2 separate regions of the Homo sapiens genome follow, and region 2 is linked to region 1. A link is an interaction called in ENCODE POLR2A ChIA-PET data of the cell type or tissue named here. Cell type or tissue: Panc1. All regions are shown on one strand. Links, peaks and the distances in the headings refer to the core of each region. The heading gives the core; the rest is flanking DNA. Region 1 has its middle 460 kb from the start of CDH2. Region 2 overlaps LINC02879 (long intergenic non-protein coding RNA 2879).

The links. Peaks named below come from ENCODE experiments on the same cell type or tissue, not always from the same donor. Only the 100,000 strongest peaks of a DNase experiment are listed, where the experiment ranks them.
Region 2: POLR2A ChIA-PET joins it to region 1 with 12 read pairs; 2 of 35 experiments call an interaction of 5 or more read pairs at or near these places.

Annotation. Positions count from the first base shown.
Region 1 is chr18:28,631,992-28,637,386 of GRCh38, forward strand. No RefSeq gene overlaps it. Among named protein-coding and RNA genes, the nearest start is that of CDH2, 460 kb to the left of the region's middle. In Panc1, for the core only: no CTCF peak of the experiment used is centred there; no DNase peak of the experiment used is centred there.
Region 2 is chr18:29,162,960-29,168,354 of GRCh38, forward strand. The region is part of intron 1 of LINC02879 (long intergenic non-protein coding RNA 2879); the gene reads left to right. Among named protein-coding and RNA genes, the nearest start is that of LINC02879, 8.8 kb to the left of the region's middle. RefSeq lists an enhancer at 856-2,055. In Panc1, for the core only: no CTCF peak of the experiment used is centred there; DNase peaks (open chromatin) are centred at 1,302 and 2,512.

The sequences.
Region 1 (5,395 bases), core at 334-5,333:
TGTGAGGAATTTTTTTTTTCTGTGGAGCAATGCAGATCTATTTCAGAGCTACATAGAGATATGGTATCAGAGACTTTTTGTTTAATATCAGAGAAATTGCAGTATGCATTTGCACTGATGTAGGTGATGCAGAGGAAATTGAGGATAATTACTGGGGCAAAGTCCTTGAGAAAGTGAGAGTGGATGGAAGCCCATAGAATGGTGGGTTTTAGAACATGAGCGATTCATCTGTTATAATGAAAAAACCTGTCAATGTTCATCAATACATACATACAGGCTGTTAGATTTGATGGTGAGAAGTGTAAGGAGCTTCATTTTTGCCGTCTGAGAGTGATGAGGAGTCAGATGTTGATGGTTTGAGGAGAGATGAGAAATGTGGAAGAGATATTTAGAGAAAGGGAAAGAAAATTGACTAGAGGACCTCTATAAAGAATGCTGGGAATAGCCATTTGAGGTTTGTGCTCCAGTCAGCATCAGAGTGTTTTTCTTCAGTCATGTTTAACTGTTCAGGTACTGTCAAGGAATAAATTGAAAGCTGGTTTCCCTAGGGTTGAAGTTTACTTGGCTAGTGCCATGAAGAGAGGGGACAAGGGAATTGAACTTCCATATATGGAGTAATTATAATGGGAGATCATGTGATCCAAAGGCATATCCTATGGGATCTCATAGATCACTATAAAAACTGTGGCCTTTACTTAGAGTAAAACAAAAAAACATCAGAAAGTGTTGAGCAGAAGATTGACATGATTCAACTTTCTCTGTGGCTAGGGCAGAAGGAGCATGGGAGATAGGTTCAGAAGGGCCATGTCTCCCTGGGTCCTTTTAGCGCATTAGAACACCAGTATTTTAGTAGGCAGCATACACTTAAAATACAGTAGCTCAAATATTCCCACATCCCCTGTAAAGGTAGGTGTTAACAGATTCATTTTACAGAAAAGAAATCTGAGGTTCTGAGAGGTAAAATGACCCAATTAAAATCTCTCTTAACTCAGAGGTGGCAGAACCAAGATTCAATCATGAATATGAACTAAAAGGAAAAGAGAGAAAGACATCTTTGAATTTAATGGAAAGTAGGAAAATTTATACTAATGTTTTTTGTTTGTTTGGTTGACTTTGCCCAGAGGGACTTTGATGAGGAGCAAAGTTGTAAGGGACTTTTTAAACTAAGCTTTGTAATGCATAAAATAGACATGATCTGTTATGATAAATTTTAGCTGCTATTGATGATGATGATGATGATGATGACTTTATTGGTCAGCTTTCTGAGCTCCCACAGGTGCCCGGTGCTATCCTAAACAACTCATATGTGTCAATTAATTTAATCTTCACAACAATCTTCCATGTATAGAATAAGCATGACCCATGGGGAGAAACCAGAACCCACCTGTATTTTCAACCTCACAGTCCATTTACATCTTCTATGGAGGTGGTGTCACTCCAGTCACTGAATGCAAACTTAGGAAGTCACACAATTTTTCTGATGGATTTTAGGTAATAACATCATATAGTTATTTTTTGCTTCAAGATACTAGTCTCTATTAGAATGGCATTTTGATATATTAATAAACACTTCATTACTCAATGCAAGTTAAGGCCCCTCCTCTCTTAACTAAGGGGAGAGAAATATAATTGGATTTTCCTCTGATTCTCCTTTATCTCCATTTCTCCTTAGTATGTTTTTGGATCCCTCCTTGGTTGGATTGGGTAGAGGGTAAGGAGGAGAGGTAAGGAGTTTATGACAATTCTTACTTCCCCAGTATTGTCTTCATGATCTTTGAGACTGACTGATATTTAAAGCTGACTCTTTCATAGGGTACTTGTGGATTTTCTGTGATCCTCCTGCTGAATCTTTTTGATTGCAACTCCATTTGTCTCTGTGCAACTTTCTAATTTAACGTACTTTCATATATAAAAATTGGTAGTATAATTAGCTCCATTTTACAGACAAGAAAACAGGCACAGAGAATTTAAGAAATTTACCCATGTTCACACAGGCAGTGAGTAGTAGAGTCCATCTAATTTCTGAGCTTGATTTTGGAGCTTATACTCTTAACCACTAAGCTAAATAATGGCAGGATTGCCAAGCTAATACAGCTCTCACTCGTCTCCCAGGCAAAAAGCAAACATTCTGGGACAGCAGGACAGAGCCTAAGCAGCACACACAAGAGATAACTTTCTTGAAACTGCATGCCATAGACATTGACTAAAGCCCCTTTTTAGAGAAGGAGCTCTGATGTGCCACTTTCAGTGTCAAAAACCAACTGGGAACAGAACCAAAGTCTGTGAAAGGTACATATTCTGGTCCTTATAGCAGCCATACTTGTAGTTGGGTCCAGCTAGAGAACAGGGTTGAGAAGAGTATTGTTCTTCTCTAGAATTTTCTAAATGGGTACATTACGTGTCCTAAAAGAATAAGCCAAATACAGGAGTTGGAATTTAACCTTTAGCTGCCCCATCTTGGATGGCACAGGGCTCTGAGATCCTATCTATCGGGATGGAGAGTGAAGGTTAAGCATTAGATTATTGCAACATGTATATCTATAACAGATATCTTGTGCATTTTAGCATTTACACCAGATATCAGAGCTGGTTCTAGATAAGGATCCCAGAAACTTCAGCAATACCCGGAGTGTACCTAAAGCTGGTTCACACAGCCCTAAATGCATGAAATAATCTGCACTCCTACAAGTACAGATTTAACTCCTTTTAGCATTGGCCTGCTTAAAACAATCCCCCAATTTAGATTCTTAACCACCTGGATCTTAACCACTTTAGAAATCATTTGTCATTCTATTTTTTTCCCATCTCCCTCATTAGGAGAGAGACTTATCCACTTATCTTCTATTTATGAGTTTTCACTCTGATGGTTCACCGTCTTTACATCTGGGTGCCTGCTTTACTTTTTTTTCTTAGCTACTGCTTTTGTCTTTGATTATTAATTCTACAGACAGTCTTTTGAATAACATTTTATTTGATGTGTAACTGCCACACAGACCTCTCAAAAATCGCCACATTGCCTTACACCAGAGGGGGCATAGTGAGGAGGGACGTGGAGCTGTTCAGCTTCTCCAGTGCATAGAAACAGGATACATGCCAGAACCAAGTCTGTGGTACATGCTGAGAAGCAGATCAACCTGCTCATCAGAGCACGGGGATTTTTAGGGCACAATCAGCAGTGAAGTGTGGCCAATATGACAAGAGTAGGGTGTGGGCTGGGAGACAGCAATCCAGTGTTAACTTAAAAATCACAAGGTCTTTATAAATTTGGAAAAGGAGACATTTTTCTCATTAAGTATTACAGCCTGCAAGGTGGCCATTCTGACAGGCTGGGAAGTGTGCTTCAGGCTGAAACCATTACCAGGCACTTGGAAAGTGAAGGGATTTAGGTAGGAGCTTTCTGCTGAAAAGGTTGGCTAAACATATATATTCAATGAGTTAAGGAGGAGTTATGAATATTCATGAAGGTGGTCCTGACACATGCGTAGTGAACAAATATGTATGTAACATATGACTTATGTTCACCTTGGGGTGGAAACTTAACATTTAAATTCATTATATTTAGGTTCTGTAAGTCAAAAGGTCTTTTCAGGATACCAAGGCACTCATTGCACAGCCTCTGTAAACTGGCCAGAACTAGCCCATCACTGGTGGTCTTATCAGGAGAAAGTTACAGAAACCAGTCTCTTGTCTAATCAAAGCTGTAGCTATGGTTGGTGGAACAGGAGTGAGGAGTGAGGTGGTTGTCAAGGAGATAGGGGTGGGAGACTCAATTAGTCAGTGTCTGATGGTTGGTGACCTGCAATTGCTTCAATTGGTAATCTAAAGGCCTGTGCTTGTTTAGCTCCTAGAGAAAAAGGAACATTGTGGCAGTTAGAACATAGCATATTTTTTAAGCATAGTTGGGCATGACTTAAATCATTGCTTGGAATGGCTTAGGTCCTGGTTATAATTTAGTACTTTATTGTCACAAACAGTCCATTCTGTCAGTCTTATGATCTCCATTTTAACATTAATACAGTTGTTGTGTCTAAACAGCAAAAGGGAGGGGGATATAATGAGGCATGTCTGATCTTCCATCTTGTTGTGTCTAGAAATTCAGTTTTTAAGATTTTCCTGGGATCCCCTTGGCCAAGAGGAAATCTGTTCAATCAGTGAGGATCTTAAGATTTTATCTTTAATTTACGCCAGGAAAGAATAGGACAAATATACAGTGAAGTGTAAAGGGCAAAATGAGCTTGTCTGAATAAATAAATAAATTGTCATGGACACATTTAAAGCATCTGGCACATTCTAGTCAGATTTAGCCTTATAAGAAAAACCTAGAAACTGATTAAGGGGAAAATGAGGTTAAACCATCTTGAGAAAATGGGATTCAAAGTGCACAGAGAGAGACATGATGTTCTGTCAGACTTACAAAGTTTGCTGTCATGTAGAGGAAGGACATGGTGGTAAAACTGAAAATAAACACCTGGGGTGGGAAAGCTTCGTTAGATAGTCATGGATTCCAGATCTTCTGGAAAACTTCTGCCAATCAGTGTAATGGAAAACTTGGACTGGGATCTCCTCATTGACGTTAATGGGTATTTGTGTTTCCTCTTTTCCTTTGACAGAATTTTTTGGTTACTAGATATTTTACAATTTTCTTCATCTTTTTTTAAAGAAACAGTTATATGATTCAGCCTCATTTTAGAGAACTCAAACAACTAACTAGACTATAAAGAAGAAAATAAACAGCACCTTCAAAATAACCATGTTAACACTAAGATAACAACATTCAGATGTCTTTCTCTGCTGCACAAATGCAGAGAAGGGTGTACAGATAAAAATATTGTTTGATAGGGAGATAAAATGTTATAAAACAGGATTGTACTATGAATGCCAATCCAATAAGATTGTTCAACTTATTTTGACTTGATTATAAAAATAACAAAGCATCTGAATAAATAGTAAATATTTTGATAAATATTTACTATAGTTCCCTCTAAATTTATGGAAAAACTATGAAAGAAAGACCAAAAGATCGGAATCACTGTGCTCTATTTTTTGGAGCACATATTTTAATTTTAGATAGGTTTTGTAAAATATTTAATACACCTCTTACAAATTCTCCCACCTTCACTCCAATAATTTCAATTTTTTAAAGTTGGATTTTATTTTAATTGTCAAATTTTACATTTGTATTCTGTTTCATAAATATAATATCTACATTTTTTTCTCTTTTTACATGTATCTTTTCTTTGGCTAAATTTTATGTTCGAATGGTTTTACTACATTTATGTATTTCAAAAGAAAACTCCCATAGATGGTGAATTGCCCATAGGTTAGAGTATTTAAAAATGCCTGATTGTTTACTTAAATGGATTCATGACTTGGTTGTACACTGGTCTTAAGCCAC
Region 2 (5,395 bases), core at 79-5,078, 530 kb after region 1:
TTTAACCCATTCACCCACCAAATAAAGTTAAATCCCATCATTTTGCCATGAAGTAAAAATAAGACAAGGGGGAGAAACATTAGTGAACATGTAGAATTGTTCAGGAATCAAAATCCCTTAAAGGTTGACTTAAGTAGTAAACTATTTTGCAAACTTCAGGGAATATTAAAATCATAATAATAAACGCTAACATCCTGTAATATTCCAAAATATACTTTTCTCTCTCTCCAAGTACACCTATGTACTGCTGTTAAGCCCAGCACGTGTAGCTGTCAGGCAGGAGAAACCCTATTCATTGTGAATCAAATAAAATGCTGTCTGCTACAAAAAGAAAAGTGTTTTCCCTACTCTTGAGACTGCTTTCCAATTTTAAGAATGTATGAGACTTCTGTTTTAAAAATAGAATTTGACTCTTCATTTCAATTAATAACTGTATAATTATTTTCAGAGACTTGATCTTTATGAGGAAGCAGACATATTTGCAAAAAAAAAAAGTAAATAAAAATTAGCAGTGTAAAAGGATAAAGGCAAGAAACCTCAATGCTAAATATTCAACTCCCACATTGGCACCTTTACCTCAGCCTTCTGTCAGAAACAGTGTAAGTGATGGAAAAATGAAAAAGTAACATGTAGCGGCCTTGTTTTCAAAGTTGGAATTACTGGTGACTGACAAAGGAATCTACCATCTATGTCTGCTTGTCACTCTGGGAGTCAGCTGTTACTGGAAGAATAATGGATGTCCAACTTCTGATATGCCTTTCTTACCAAAGATGTGGATAACTATATTTCTGAATAATCATCAGCTCTTCTGTCATAAGTGATCATATTTCCACATTCAAGTTTGTTTTGTTTTTTCTTTCCCAAATTATCATGTGCCTGGAGAGTCATAGAATGGTCTCTCATGAATTCAAAGACACAGATTGTTTACTGTGAGGTTTAAGAAATTTACATGAATAATTTAGGTAATCATCTTACCCTTTTCCTCTGAAGCAATTGAGAAACAAGCACAGGAGTCAAATGAATATTCAAAAATTAAGTTTTAAAAACCAATAAAACCTGGATTGGAAGATGAAACTCAGCCCCAGACTGGAACCATATTTCTACTTCCTCCCCATCCCTTGTCCACAATGTTCCTTCTGCATCCAGAATCCAGGGGTGATGGCTGCAGTGCAAAACATACACTAGAAGATGACTTCATAATAGAGTGGTAAATATATAGTTAAGGATCCCAGAAAAAAAAGAAACTAGGGAACACAGTTTTTTACTCACTGGATAAATGAGTCTTCCTTTGGAAAAAATGAGTCAGAGAAGCCAGAGTGGGAGTATGAGATCCTGAATCCTGAGTCACTCTTGAGTGACTCAAGCCAACAGCAGAACACTATTAAAGTGCAAATATACGCTCTCAATTAAAAGCAACCACTTTTAATTCATCAGCATCTTCTCAAAGATAACAGCAGATGATCCAGCTGATACAAAGAACTACTGTCAAAACTATAATACTCAGAATTGAAAATTTCAGATGAAAAAATTGGAATATAGAAGGTATGGTGAGGTATAGGAGAAGCAGGTCCATGTGAGGGTCATAGTTCAGGGTTTCTGGTGTCTGTGCTGCTGCATTATAATTCTGGATTTGAACACAAACTTCAGCTACCATTTTGCTTTTTGCTAATCAACTTTCTAAGATAAAGACAGCAACATCTAACATCTGTATTATACTATCATCTAGAATTAGCAAGGTATACTATTTCTCTTCTACTTTTCTTTTGAGGCCACTTTATTGAGTTGCTAGTGCAAACTGTACAGGATATATTAATTTTTACCTTTAGTGGCATTATAAACAACCTCACCTACACTCAATATTAACACTGAACATAAACATTTGCTGACCACATCTAATTGTACTAAGCATCATACCTTAGCCACTTGGCAGATATTACTGCATTTACTATTCATAACTTTATGAGGTATCATTAAACCATTTTACATAAGACTCTGTTTCTATCTGAGAGTAAAACTTTTTCTATTGGGTGCAATCCCTTAAACAACTAAATAATCACCCAGGCAATAAGATAAGTGAACTTATTCAACATTTGATACTACTGAACACTGTATTTATCAAATCACTTTCTTTTCCTATCAAGAGAGAACTTTGTATTAATTCAGCTAGCACCCATGGACCCAGCAGTGGGCACCTACCTAAGGAAAACAGCAGTGAACAAGGCTCATGCTAGACTTCCTGTCAAGCCACCATCTAGGTGGCAATTGGTTGACTTGACACAGCTGAATTTTCTATTTTTTCTCAGAAGGCTAATAGACCTAGTAAGAAATGATGGAGTGTTAAGAATGTAAGAACCCGAAATCTAATAGAGCAAATGGTCTCCTCCAGGAAAGTATTATTTACTCATATCCGTATTACCTAGAAGTGGCAGAAAAGAACTGGAAGGGAAGATTGCTATGGATTACTGTATACTCCGCTAAGCATTCTCTGTGAATGAACTGCATTCTTGAGTGAATCACCACTGGCATTATTGAATAGTTTGAATTCCAGGGCTCTGAGCTACAATTTGGATGTTCCACAAACAGTGAGATACTGGAAAACTAATATGAACTCATTAGATTATGAGAAACTGAAATGAACAAAAGGAAAAATTTTTATTAACAGTCCAACATTAGTGAATTGGTCTTTATTTGCATTTTGTTGTTGCACCAATAGGGGATTTTTGACAGTTGTACTTTCATCAATTGGCTGAGAAAAATAATTTTTAAAAGATATTTAAAATGTATAAAATTTGCGTGAGTACATAGTAGGTATATATATTTATGGAGTACACAAGATGTTTTGATTCAGGCATGTATTTGAAATAAGCACATGATAAGGAATGGGGTCTCTTTCTCATCAAGCATTTATCCTTTGAGTTACAAACAATCCAATTAAACTCTTTTTATTATTTTAAAATATACAATTAAGTTATTATTGATTATGGTCACTCTATTGTGCTATCAAATAATGGGTGTTATTTATTCTTTCTATTTTTTTTGTACTCATTAACCATCCACACCTCCCCTCTATACCCCCATAACCCTTCCCAGCCTCTGGTAACCATCCCTCTACTCTCTGTGTTCACAGGTTCAGTGGTTTTTATTTTTAGATCACACAAATAAGTGAGAACATGTGATGTTTGTCTTTCTGTGCCTGGTTTTTTTCACTTAATGTAATGATATCTCAGTTCCATCCATGGTGTTGCAAACGACTGGGACTCACTCTTTTTTTATGGCTGAACAGTACTACTCTATTGTATATATGTACCACATTTTCTTTATCCATTCATCTGTTGATGGAGACTTAGGTTGCTTCCAAATCGTAGCTATTGTAAACAGTGCTGCAACAAACATAGGAGTGTAGATATATCTTTAATATATTGACTTCCTGTCTTTTGGGTATAGACCCAGCTATTGGATTGCTGGATCATATGGTAGGTCCAATTGTCGTTTTTTGAGGAACCTCCAAACTGTTCTCCATAGTGGTGGTACTAATTTACATTCCTGCCAACAGTGTACTAGTGTTCCCGTTTCTTCACATCCTTGCCAGCATTTGTTATTGCCTGACTTTTGAATATAAGCCATTTTAACTGGGATGAGGTGATATCTCATTATAGCTCTGGTTTGCATTTCTCTGAAGATCAATGATGTTGAGAACCTTTTCATGTACTTGTTTTTCATTTGTATGTCTTCTTTTGAGAAATGTCTATTCAAATATTTTGCCCATATTTTGACCAATCTGGTCAAAATTAGACTATTTAGAATAGAGTTGTTTGAGCTCCTTATATATTCTGGTTATTGATTCCTATAAGGTGGGTAGTTTGCCAATATTTCTCCCATTATGTGGGCTGTTTCTTCACTTTGTTGATTGTATCCTTTGTTGTGCGGAAGCTTTTTAACCTGATGTGATCCCATTTGTCCGTTTTTGCTTTAGTTGCCTGTACTTGCAGGGTATGGCTCAAGAAGTCTTTGTACAGACCAATGTCCTGGAAATTTTCCCCAGTGTTTCCTTATAGTAGTTTTATAGTTTGAGGTCTTAGATTTAAATCTTTAATTCATTTTGATTTTATTTTTATATATGGTGTTGGATAAGGGTCTAGATTCATTCTTATGCGTTTGGATATTCAATTTTCCCAACACCATTTATTGAAGAGACTATCTTTTCCCCAGTGTAGGTTCTTGGTACCTTCATCAACAACGAGTTCACTGGAGGTGTGTGCATTTGTTTCTGGGTTCTCTATTCTGTTCCATTGGTCTATATGTCTGTATGTTTTTAGGCCAGTATCATGTTATTTTGGTTACTATAGCTCTGTAGTATAATTTGAAGCTGGATATTGTGATTCCTCCAGTTTTGGTCTTTTTTCTTAGGATAGTTTTGGCTATTCTTGTTGCTATTCTTTTGTGGTTGTGTGTAAGTTTTAGGATATATTTTTCTATTTCTGTGAAGAAAGTCATTGCTATTTTGATAAGGATTGTATTGAATATGTAGATTTCTTTAGGTAGTGTGAATATTTAACAATATTGATTCTTCCAATCCATGAACATGAAATATTTTCCCATTTTTTAATGTCCTCTTGAATTTCTTTCAACAGTGTTTTATTGTTTTCATTATAGAGGTCTTTCACTTCTTTGGTTAAGTTAATTCCTTGGTATTTAATTTTATGCATGGCTATTGTAAGTGGGATTACTTTTATTTCTTTTCTTACGTTGTTCACTGTTGGCATATAGAAATACTACTGATTTTTGTATGTTGATTTTGTATCCTGAAACTTTACTGAATGTATCACTTCTAATCATTTTCCTATGGAGTCTTTAGGTTTTTCCAAATGTAAGGTTATATCATCTGCAAACAAGGACAATTTGACTTCTTCCTTTTCATTGTGGATGCCCTTTATATTTTTCTCTTGTCTGACTGCTCTAGATAGGAGTTCCAGTACTATGTTGAATAAGTGGTGACAGTGGCCATCCTTGTTTTGTTCCAGATCTTAGGCGAAAGACTTTCAGTTTTTCCCCATTCAGCATGATACTAGCTGTAGCTCTGTCATATATGGTTTTTATTATTTTGAGGTATGTTCCTTCTATACCATGTTTTTTTTTTTTTTTTTTTTTTTTTTTTTTTTTTTTTGAGACAGAGTCTCGCTCTGTTGCCCAGGCTGGAGTGCAGTGGCGGGATCTCGGCTCACTGCAAGCTCCGCCTCCCGGGTTCACGCCATTCTCCTGCCTCAGCCTCCCAAGTAGCTGGGACTACAGGCGCCCGCCACTACGCCCGGCTAATTTTTTGTATTTTTAGTAGAGACGGGGTTTCACCGTTTTAGCCGGGATGGTCTCGATCTCCTGACCTCGTGATCCGCCCGCC